2 separate regions of the Homo sapiens genome follow, and region 2 is linked to region 1. The links are chromatin loops, found by intact Hi-C in ENCODE. Cell type or tissue: PC-3. All regions are shown on one strand. Each heading gives the region's core, and the rest is flanking DNA. Links, peaks and the distances in the headings are about the cores only.

The links. Hi-C counts contacts between places; a loop is a spot of excess contacts. Peaks named below come from ENCODE experiments on the same cell type or tissue, not always from the same donor. Only the 100,000 strongest peaks of a DNase experiment are listed, where the experiment ranks them.
Region 2: it touches region 1 in a loop (2.8-fold over the local background); 1 of 110 quality-filtered maps calls a loop at or near these places.

The regions. Positions count from the first base shown.
Region 1 is chr12:117,851,493-117,857,172 of GRCh38, reverse strand. KSR2 (kinase suppressor of ras 2) reads left to right here. Exons shown (of 20, transcript NM_173598.6): 3 at 1,595-1,745. Among named protein-coding and RNA genes, the nearest start is that of KSR2, 110 kb to the left of the region's middle. In PC-3, for the core only: a CTCF peak has its summit at 2,572 (motif pointing right); DNase peaks (open chromatin) are centred at 2,582 and 3,392; H3K27ac peaks cover 2,501 bases.
Region 2 is chr12:117,965,914-117,971,593 of GRCh38, reverse strand. KSR2 (kinase suppressor of ras 2) reads left to right here and starts at 2,604. Exons shown (of 20, transcript NM_173598.6): 1 at 2,604-3,518. The coding sequence starts at 3,339. RefSeq lists silencers at 2,202-2,311, 2,322-2,591. In PC-3, for the core only: no CTCF peak of the experiment used is centred there; a DNase peak (open chromatin) is centred at 2,303; H3K4me3 peaks cover 3,267 bases; H3K27ac peaks cover 1,231 bases.

The DNA.
Region 1 (5,680 bases), core at 631-4,630:
GTGGGAGGGTCGCTTGAACCCAGGAGTTTGAGGCTGCAGTGAGATATGATGGCCTCACTGCACCCCAGCCTGGTGACAGAGGGAGACCCTGTCTCTATTTAAGAAAAACAACAACCAGAAATAAACAGATCCGTGGTCATCACCTTTCTTAAAGGGGCTCACCAGCAATGTGTCCCTATTTGAGAAAGCCTCTAAGTGACTCCACTATTCTTCTCTCTCTGCCCCCTGCCTGCCTGGGTGAGTTGAAAAGGCACCATAGCTCATATTTTTGAAGATAATTTTTTGTACTGAGACAGTTTTCTTCTTTCTGGCTATCAGTTTAATGTGGGAGCTGTATCTTGTTGTAATACACAAACATGACCACAAGAGGGTAGATGTATTCCGCAATACTGCCCTAGAAACACCATCCGTAGGCTATTTCACCCTTATTTACTTTCGGAGGCTGAGGTGGGCAGATCACCTGAGGTCAGGAGTTTGAGACCAGCCTGGCCAACATGGTGAAACCCTGTCTCTACTAAAAATACAAAAATTAGCCAGGCGTGGTGGTGAGTGGCTGTAATCCTAGCTACTTAGGAGGCTGAGGCAGGAGAATCGCTTGAACCCGGGAGGTGGATGTTGCAGTGAGCCGAGATCGCGCCATTGCACTCCAGCCTGGGAAACAAGAGCGAGACTGTCTCAAAACAAACAAACAAATAAACAAAAAACAAAAAAAGGCAAAAAACCCTTAAGTAATAACAATATATGTTAAAATGTTGAGTAGTAAGTGCTATAAAAGAAGACTCATATATACATACAGATACTGATGCATAAATATAGAAGCTTGACAAATTTTGAGGTGTGTCCATATGATGGTCTAGGGAGACACTGTTTTGGGAACATGGGGTGGCGGTGAAAGTTCACCTGCCCAACACGTTAAGTTGGGAATCCTACCTTTTCTAGGTCCCTTTCCCCCACTCCACGCTATACTCCAGTGTTTCTGCTTTGCCTTAGGATGCAAAGCCATGCCCCATGGGGCTCAAAAACAAACCTAGTTTCATTTCCAGCACGGGGCATGGACTTTCAGCCCCTTTTCCATTAGGGTTTCTGAAGACCAGTGTGAGCCCTAGACCCTGCAGCCAGAGAAGAGAGGAAGCAGAGAGAGAGTGGGACCCAGCCACCAGCACACCTGCCTTGTCCTGTGCTTGCTCTGAGTTTGTGCTGGGATTTTAGATGAGTCCCTGCAGAGTGGGAGGCACTGAGAGCCAAGCAAACATGAAAAAATGGGGCCCTGCCTTATAAACATTCGAGAGACAGGCACAGTGTTGACGCCAGACAGGGTAGTAATTATAATAGCACTAAGCACCTGCGCTACCTTGCCAAGTATGGACACTTAGGAGTCCCACTTTACAGATGAGCAAAGTGAGGCCCAGAGAGGTTGAGCGACTGGTCAGAGGTTATCTAGATAATGAGTGGCAAACCCGAGATTCGGAGACCCCACTGTCATGCAAAGCGTTTACACTGCGGAGTGTTCTCCTCTAGGCACCACTACAGGGCAGCGTGGAGGCAGAGATGCTGTTCCTGCCCCACGGTTGACAATCCTTCTCCCCTCCTCTAGGAAATCTCCCCCGGCCAGCTGAGCCTGGAGGACCTCTTGGAGATGACGGATGAACAGGTGTGCGAGACTGTGGAGAAATACGGAGCCAACCGGGAGGAGTGTGCCCGCCTCAACGCCTCCCTCTCCTGCCTCAGGAATGTCCACATGTCAGGTGAGCAGGCCCCGGGGTCGGGGATGTGGAGACTTGTCCCCAGCACAGCTGCCGCGGTCCCTCGGCATCCCGTGCCCGCCACTGCAGGCCAGGACGAGACAGAGTCAACCCTGGGGGGCAAATCCGAAACGCAGGAAGAGGCAGCGTGGACCTGGGATTTGGAGGCCGGAAGACACCAGCAAGGGCAGCTCTTGGATTTGAACTCTTGCCCCAGGAAGACCCGCTGAGGTTTAGGGTATCTGGTTCTGGATAATTAGGGTCCAGATATGAAAATATTGAGTGTGAATAGGAGACCAGGGTCTTTTTACTTTAGACATTCTGACGTGGCTTTGCATTTTGGGTCAATGTCTAGCTTCTAATTTTTTTTTTAACAGAAGTAATTTGCATTAATTGTAACATAAACCAGAAAATAGATTTTAAAAAAATCACCCTAAGCTCCACCCTCTAGGTAACTGCTCTTGTCATTTTGGTATAATTTTTCCTGACAAATGGATATATGTATACTTTAAAAAATAGAATTATCCACACATATTGCTTAAATTTTTTTTTTTTTCACCTAATAAAATAACCTCTGTGACTTGTTCTATCAGTTTGGGGGCCAAATATATTGTCATCCCTCCTGGATCTTTTCCATTAATTGCTCAGATACCTGTTTGTCTTTATTAGCAGAACATCAGATATCATCTTCCTGAGGCTTCCTGCTTCTCTTTAGCCTCATGATTTTTCTGCAAATTCTGGGGCCTTTCTGTCCCAAGGGATCCGCTCTGCACATGCCAGCCACGGAGAAGTGTTAGTGGCCATCAGCACGGTTGTTGCAGTTCCCACCACAAGGTGTCACTGTTGAGCATCAGTCTGGCAGAGTCAGGTGGAGGCTCACAGATGCCCTTGCTTGATTCAACCTGCTCTATTCAACAAGCATTTGTTGAATATTGTTCTAGGCCTGGAGAAGTCTTCTAATCTGAGTGGCTATGGGGTGCCAGCAGGGCTGAGAAGGCAGCGGTGAACAAAACAGAACATACTTGAAACAGGTCATCGGCCCAGTCCTCCATGCGTGCCCTTTTGTATTTTTTCTTGCTGGCAGATCCTGATTCAGGTACAGTCAGCATCAAAAGGGACCATGCGGCCGGGCACACTGGCTCACGCCTGTAATCCCAGCACTTTGGGAGGCCAAGGCAGGAGGATCTCTTGTGCTCAGGAATTCCAGACCAGCCTGGGCAACATGGCGAAACCCCGTCTCTACAAAAAATACAAAAAAATGTGCCATGTGTGGTGGCACACGCCTGTAGTCCCAGCTACTCGGGAGGCTGAGGCTGGTGGATCACTTGAGCCCAGGACATTGATTGAGGCTGCAGTGAGCTATGATCACACTGCTGCACTCCAGCCTGGGTGACAGAGCAAGATCCTGTCTCAAAAATAAAATGGGGGGCAGACCATGCACTGGGGGCTGTCTTATGTGTTGAAGGATGTTTGGTTAGAAGCATCCTTGACCTCTGCCCATGAGATACCAGTAACATCCCCCAACTCAAAGTCATGACACATGGAAATATCCCCAGATATTTCAAAATGTTCCCAGGGAGGCAAAATCACTCCTGGCTGACGAGCTGTAAAGGTCATGTTACTCTTTACCTCTAGCACAATGGTGTTGACTCACCCAACATGAGTGTGGCTGACAGGGAGGGGCCTCTCAGTCACTCAGTACATACAAAATCTGCTCCAAAGGTGACTTTCTCTCTTTACCCACAGTGAGAAGCAGATGGCAGTTTTCTCTCTTTAAAAAAAAATTGCAGGCTAGGCATGGTGGCTCACACCTGTAATCCCAGCACTTTGGGAGGCCAAGGTGGGAGAATTGCTTGAACCCAGGAGTTTGAGACCAGCCTGGGCAACATAAAGAGACTCTACCTCTACCAAAAAAAGAAAATTAGCTGGGTGTGGTGGCATGCGCCTGTAGTCCTAGCTACTTGGGAGGCTGAAGTGGGAGGATTGCTTGAGTCCTGGAGGTCAAGTCTGCAGCAAGCTGAGATAGTACCACTGAACTCCAGCCTGGCCCACAGAGTGAGGTCCTGTCTTAAAAAAAATTGCACCAAATTACAGTGTTGTCATAAACATCTTCCTTTGTCAATAAATGCATTCACTTCTTATTTTTAATACCTGAATACTAACAATTTATTCAACCAATCTCCTATTTTTGGAAATATCCATATTTTTCCTATCATAAGCAACGCTGCTGTGAATACCCCTGAGTGTTATCTTTGGGGACCCCCGTGGCTATTTCTTTACAGTGAATTCATAGGAGAGGGGTCTTGCAGTGGAACATTTGCATATTTTGGCCGGACGTGGTGGCTCACACCTATAATCCCAGCACTTTAGGAGGCCGAGGCCGGTGGATCACCTGAGGTCAGGAGTTTGAGACCAGCCTGACCAACATAGTGAAACCCCATCTCTACTAAAAATACAAAAATTTAGCTGGGCTTGGTGGCGCATGCCTGTAATCCCAGCTATTTGGGAGGCTGAGGCAGGAGAATCTCTTGAACCTGGGAGGTGGAGGTTGCAGTGAGCTGAGATTGTGCCACTGCACTGCAGCCTGGGTGACAGCGAGACTCCATTTCAAAAACAAAAAACAACAACAAAAAACCCATATTTTAAAAATTATGGTGAACATTGTCATATATCTTTCCAGAAAGTTTGTACCAATTTATGCCGGCACAATGCCTGACAGTGAGCGTTTGAGGTTAGGTTTTTAATTGCTTTTCAGAATTCATGTTGTCTCATCCGGGAGGCACTACTGAGTTTGGCAGCATCCTTAAAAGTAGAGTGAGATTCCAGTTTCCATGAGAGAGGCATTTATGTCAGCCTTATGGGAAAGAATAGTTATTTTTTTGTGACATTCTAGGCTGTGCGAGACCATGGGGAAGAATAGTCATTTTTTTGTGACATTCTAGGCTGTGCGAGACCATGAAAGTTCTGGTGCTCCGATTTTTATTTATTTATTTATTTATTTTGAGACAGAGTCTTACTCTTGTCACCCAGGCTGGAGTGCAGTGGTGCGACCTCGGCTCATTGTAACCTCCACCTCCTGGGTTCAAACAGTTCTCCTGCCTTAGCCTCCCGAGTAACTGGGACTACAGGTGCATGCCACCACGCCCAGCTAGTTTTTTTTTTTGTATTTTAGTAGAGACGAGGTTTCACCGTGTTGCCCAGGCTGGTCTTGACCTCCTGAGCTCAGGCAATCCGCCTGCCTTGGCCTCCCAGAGTGCTAGGATTACAAGTGTGAGCCATCACACCTGGCCCTGTCCTCTGATCTTTTTAAAAATTTTTTTGATCCAGATGGACAGTACAATTTATATTGTGACCCCCCCCACACACATAGGTACACATACATGCACACACACAGCTACACATACACATACACAATTATAGCATGTTTCATGAAACAATACTCCTCCTTCTTATGCATGATGAAGATGTTGTAAATTCATTCCTGTTCTATTCTATATCATTTAGTAGATGCTAGTAATAGCCACTTTCTTTTTTTTTTTTTTAAGATGGAGTCTCTCTGTCGCCCAGGCTGCAGTGCAGTGGCATGATCTCGGCTCACTGCAAACTCCACTTCCTGGATTCAAGTGATTCCCTTGCCTCAGCCTCCTGAGTAGCTGGGACAACAGGCATGCGCCACCATGCTGCTCTAATTTTTGTATTTTTAGTAGAGGCGGGGTTTCCCTATGTTGGCTAGGCTGGTCTCAAACTCCTGACCTCAGGTGATCCATCCGGCTCGACCTCCCAAAGTGCTGGGATTACAGGTATGAGCCACCGTGCCTGGCCTGCCTCTATTTTTTGTTTTTTGAGACAGGGTCTTGCTTTGTCACCCAGGTTGGAGTACAGTGGTGTGATGTGATCACAGCTCACTGCAGCCTCGACCTTCTGGGCTCAAGCAACTG
Region 2 (5,680 bases), core at 722-4,721, 110 kb before region 1:
CTCCACCCAGCTCAGCCCCTGATTGGATTAAGATAATTGATCTGTATGCCATTTGTCTTGCAGAGAAAGGGTGCGTCCTCTCCAGAGTTAGATATTATCACCTGGAGACTGTACATTTTTTCAACGTCTGACATTCAATAAGAATTACAAGGCCTGCCAAGAGACAGGACCATATCACTGAAAATAAAGGGAAAAATAGTCAATAGAAAGAGACCCACAGGTGATCAAGCTTTTGGAGTTAGACAAATGCTTTAAAATAACCATAATTAACATGTTTAAGAAAAATGAAAAGTTGGAGAAAATAGATGAAAAGAGATAATTTTACCAGAGAATCGGATTTCATAAACTTCATCGTCCAAAAGATTGAGAACATAGAGAACTTACTTCACCTGCTCATTGACAGATGTTGAAAATACTGACTCAGTTCTGTATAGCTATAAATCCCATGGCTTACAGTATTGTTTTTCTTTCTTTGTGTTTTTTTTTTTTTTTTTTTTTTGAGACAGAGTTTTGCTCTTGTTGCTCAGGCTGGAGTGCAATGGCACAATCTCAGCTCACTGCAACCTCCGCCTCCTGGGTTCAAGCGATTTTCCTGCCTGGGAGTAGCTGGAATTACAGGCGCCTGCCACCATGCCAGGCTAATTATTTGTATTTTTAGTAGGGACAGGGTTTCACCATGTTGGCCAGGCAGTCTCAAACTCCTGAGCTCAGGCTATTCACCCGCTTCAGCCTCCCAAATTGCTGGGATTACAGGTGGGAGCCACCACACCGGGTCAGCTGGCAGTCTTAAAAAAAAAAAAAAGTGTGTTGAGGGAGAGCATCAGGAAAAATAGCTAATGCATGCTGGGCTTAATACCTAGGTGATGGGTTGATAGGTGCAGCAAACCATCATGGCACACGTTTACCTATGTAACAAACCTGCACATCCTGCACATTTACCCCAGAACTTAAAAATAAAGGTTGTCATTCAACGTGGCCACCACTGGCTCCTGTTCGCTCTGCTTTTCAAGTGGCTTCATTTAAGAGTGACATATTATACCATGTGTTCTGAGTATCACGTCTTACTCAGTCCTCAGCACAGGGCTCTGTTCACCTAAAGAAAGAGGTGCCTTTTGCTAATCATTCTAAATACATCTGTTGGGCAATGTGTGTTGGGAATACTATTAGATAAGGTGGTTAGGGAGATGAGGCCTCTCTGAGATGATATTTGAGTTAACAGTGACAAGAAGAAACCCACCAGGAGAGGATTAGGGTGAAGCATGTTCTGAGCACTGTGGACATAGAGTACAAAGATTTAATCAAGAGTCAGCAAACTTTTCTGTAAAGTGCCAGACAGTAAATCTTTCAGGTGTTGTGAACCACCGGTCTCAGCTGCAGCTACTCAACTCTGCTTTACAACGCAGGAGTAACCACAGACAATAAACAGATGGGTGGTGGTACTCCAATAAAACTTTACTTGTGGACACTGAGATGTGAATTTCACATAACTTTCACGTGTCACAAAATGTTATTTTCATTTTTTTCCAACCATTTTATTTACATTTTTAATTTTTGAATTTTTAGTAGCGACAGGGTCTTGCTATGTTGTTGCCCAGGTTGGTCCCAAACTCCTGGCCTCAAGCGAGCCTCCTGACTGCCTCCCAAAGTTCTGGGGATTACAGGCATGAGCCACCTCACCAGGCTTCCAAAAATTTCAAAAGGTAAAAACCATCTTAACTGTGGAGCCATCGTTTGCTGATATAACGTCAGTTAGGTATGCTGGGGTCAGGCCACACAGACACTTGTAGGACATGGGAATACTCAGAATAAGGCAAAGGCCCTTTTCCTCGCCAAATGGAAAGCCATCAGGGCGGGCCAGGCTACCAAGTCTAGGAGGCAGCTTCCTGAAATTCACGGAAGATCATCAGGTTCGCTTTATTTTTTCCCCAGTAACAAGAAAGGACAAACGAACAAAAAAGGCACACACACACAAACACACACCCAAAGGACAAACGAACAAAAAAGGCAAACACACACACACACACACACCACCCCCGAGCTAAAGACAGACGGGATGTGCCCAGGTTCACGCCGACGCCTCTCCGGCGCGCACCGAGGGTTTTAAAGTTGGGCGCACACCTGCTCCCAGCCGGAGCGCACCTGCTGAGCAGCACTCCGGCCCGGTCTCGCGAGAGCGGTGCAGGAGTAGTGGCCCCCACCCGCTCCCCGCCACCAAATCCCTCTCCCCGCCCCCTCGCCCAGCCTCCAGGCTCGGGCACACTCCCGGCCTCCCCCGCCGCCCCCGGGAGCAGGCTGGGCCCGATGCGCGCGCTGTCTCCGCGCCCCCGCCCGCCGATCGCTCGCTTGCTCGCTCGCACGCACTCCCGGTAGTAATTTCACTTTGCCACGCGAGCTCCGCAGCCCCTAGAAATCCCGCCCCCCGGCCAGGTGCGCGAGTCTGCGCGCTCCTCCTCCGCCTCCTCCGACGGGTCCCTGGCGCGCCGGGGCCGGGGCCCGGCTGGGGCGGCTGCGCGCACGGCGCCTCTCCACCAACCCGCTCCCCTGCAGGTCCCTCGCTTGGTCTCCATCCCTCTCCGGCGCTCCCTCGCTCCCCCCCGCCCTTTGATTGACAGGCAAGATGTCGGTGTGGAGCGAGGCAGGAGCGATTGCAGCAACCGTCACCCCCGGAGCCCGGCGGCGGCAGCAGCAGCAGCAGCAGCAGCGCGGGGAGGAGACAGCAGCCAGCCGCAGTAGCCGCCGCAGCCGCGGGAGCAATGCAGACAGCACCTTGAGAACGCGCTAAAGCACTCCAAACCGTGGACCATGCCGTGTCCCTGCAACTGGGAGGGGGGAAAACCAGATTTTTTTTGACATAAAAGCAAGCCAGCCAAAAATATATAATTTTGTCCTTCAAGGAGCCGGTGTGTAAAGAGTGAGCGCTATTTTCCTTCTCCTCCTCCTCCTCTCCCTCCTCCTCCTCTCCCTCCTCCTCTCTCTCCTCCTTCTCCTCTTCTTTTTCCTCCTCCTCCTCCTCCCTAAGTGTACAGACAGCATCACATCACCTGGTTTGCTTCTGAGAAACAGCATCTCTCCTTTTCAGGGACCAGAGACTCAGAGAGAGAGGAGACATTCTAATGGAGTCCGCTTGATATCCCAAAATAAAATAATAAATTTTGGCTCTTGTCCCCTCCTCCCACTCCCACCCCCTCAACCCTGTGTGAGATGTTGGATTTCTTCTTCATGAGACATTGTTGAGAAGTCGCAGTGGTTGGAGAGGCGGAGGGTAGACTACCTCTACTCCCCCCCCTCTTTTTTCTCTCTGGGAGGAGGAGGAGGGGAAGGGGGTTGCAGAGCAAGCGATGGATGAGGAAAACATGACGAAAAGCGAGGAGCAGCAGCCTCTGAGTTTGCAAAAAGCCTTACAGCAGTGCGAACTGGTCCAAAACATGATAGACTTGAGCATCTCCAACCTGGAAGGGCTTAGGACCAAATGTGCTACCTCCAACGACCTCACACAAAAAGAAATCCGGACCCTGGAGGTAGGTGTTGCCTACGGGAAAAAAAAAAAAAAAAAAAAAAAAAAAAGCAATCCTTCTTTCCCCCTCCTTTCTCCCCACGGTCCCCTTTCCCTCTGATTCTGTTTATTGGGGGCTGGGGGTGGTGGTGTGGGCAAGCAAGGTGGGCACGGTTTGCTTTTCTGTGATTTCTCTCCTTGCAAAGCCTGCATTGGATATCCTTTTACTGTGCTGCTGTCGTCTGCGCTTGGCTGGGTGGTGGTAGTAGTAGTAGTAATTGTTATTCTTTATTTATTATTATTGTTGCGGCTGTTACCGTTGTCATTCGCTTCCTCGCTGAGGAGGGAGTTCTCTCTTTTTTCCGCTTGTGGATTTGTTTATATGCCACGGGGGCTTGTGTGCCGGGTAATACATTAAGGAGCTGCAGAGAACCCACGTGACCTTGCGCATTCTGCAGGTGGTCAAAAGGTGGTTTTTGCTCACAGAATGGGGCCGCCTGTCAGTGTAGACCTCTTCTTCTCTTGGCCTTCTTCCCCTCCCTCCTTTTGCTCCTTAGATTTTTTGTTTTAAATCAGTGATATACATGTCAGGAGGCAAGATGCATGAAAAAAAAAATTCCTATGGAACTACCCATTTCCAATCCAATCGTTTTGATGCAGTGAGCTGTTGCAGGCCTAAAACGTACAAAAGGGAAAAAAAAATATGCCTCAATCAGCACACATAGGTGGTGTGGGAGAATACTCCTGAATCTCAGTGGGACTGTGAGGAAAGAGGAAAGGGGTCGGGGAGGAGGAGTTATCTTTGGCTTCTTGTGACATTCTCTCCGGCAGAACTTGAGGGGGAGTTTGAAACAGTTTTTTGGGGGAGTGGGATGGGATGAAGGGTGGTTGCAAAGTTACTCAGAAAGAAGATGGCAGAAATTATTTTTTTCTGAAGGCCATTTGGTCAAAGGAGGAAGGTTTAAAGAGGCTTAGGAAATGCCAAATGCCTGGTGTCCACGAGATCACTGGACATCTGCATTGTTCAAAATGTTTGAAGGGTTCAGCTCACTTCCTTCTCCCAAACCAACCCAGCTATACGCATGGGTTGATTAAATTTGGGAACTTCCATTAGCTGGCATCCGCCGAGGGTGGGGGCAGTGGGGCTGAGAGAACAGGGGTTCCCTCTGTGGTGGAGTGGGCATGAGCAGTACTGAGACGTTCATCTTGGTCCTGGCACATGAGTTCCCAAGGCCTGAACTCGTCAGTCCGTAGTGAATCTTGTGGCCCTCCTGCCCCTGTTGTAGCCTGGATGGGTGCTTTTCTCGGATTCGCTTTGGGTATTTCTTTTTTTTCCGTGATTTTTAAATTTGGCTGGATGTCAACATGCAGGAGGTCATCCCTTTGAAAGAAGAGAGAGAGAGAGAGGGAGGGAGAAAGAGAGGGAGGGAGAGAGAGAAAGAGAGAGACAGCATGTGTGTGTGTGTGTGTGTGTGTGCGTGCGCGTGTGAGAGAGAGAGAGAGAGAACATGCTGTTTGCTACCCTAGGATGCATGTCTGTGTGCACCTGTCATCTGGAAATGTGATCCTCAGAGATGAAATAAGATCAATGTCAAGGTGTATCGGGAGAGTGGGAATTGTGTTGGGAGGCACAGGTATTGCCTTTCCTGGAGCTTGGGAGAGCAGGTGAGGCCGGAGCTCTGTTGCTGGAAGAAAAAGTGTGGGATGTTCTGATCCAGCCTTCTGTCTCTGCCTGAACAGTGCCCAAGAGCAGACTCTTCAGACCTGCATGCAGTCAATAAATAACCCCAAAAAAGCCACCTGAGCTCTCTTCTGTTCCTCTGAATCAGGAGTCCCAAATGCTAGTTTGTGTATTCCTGTGTAAGTTTCTTCGAAGTTTTCTTTTTTTTTGTTTCAAACATGCTCCATCCTCTGATAGCTTCCTGGATGGGGATGTGCCGCAGTGGGCATTGCCTTCTTTCTGCCTAGTGGTTTTCCTTTTAAACTGGGGGGATGGAGGCACTGGTAGGATGGCTATGGGGGAGTTGCAGTTGTAGGAAATGCATCTGTTTTCAGTTCCCTTGTCCCAGTATGCTACAGAGCATGCAACCACTTTCATCCATCTTGCCCAGGGAATGCTCTTGAGCAATTATTCCAATTTGTATTTCCCAGATTTGCAGGGTTAGGGAGGGCCCCTGCAGAGGGGCT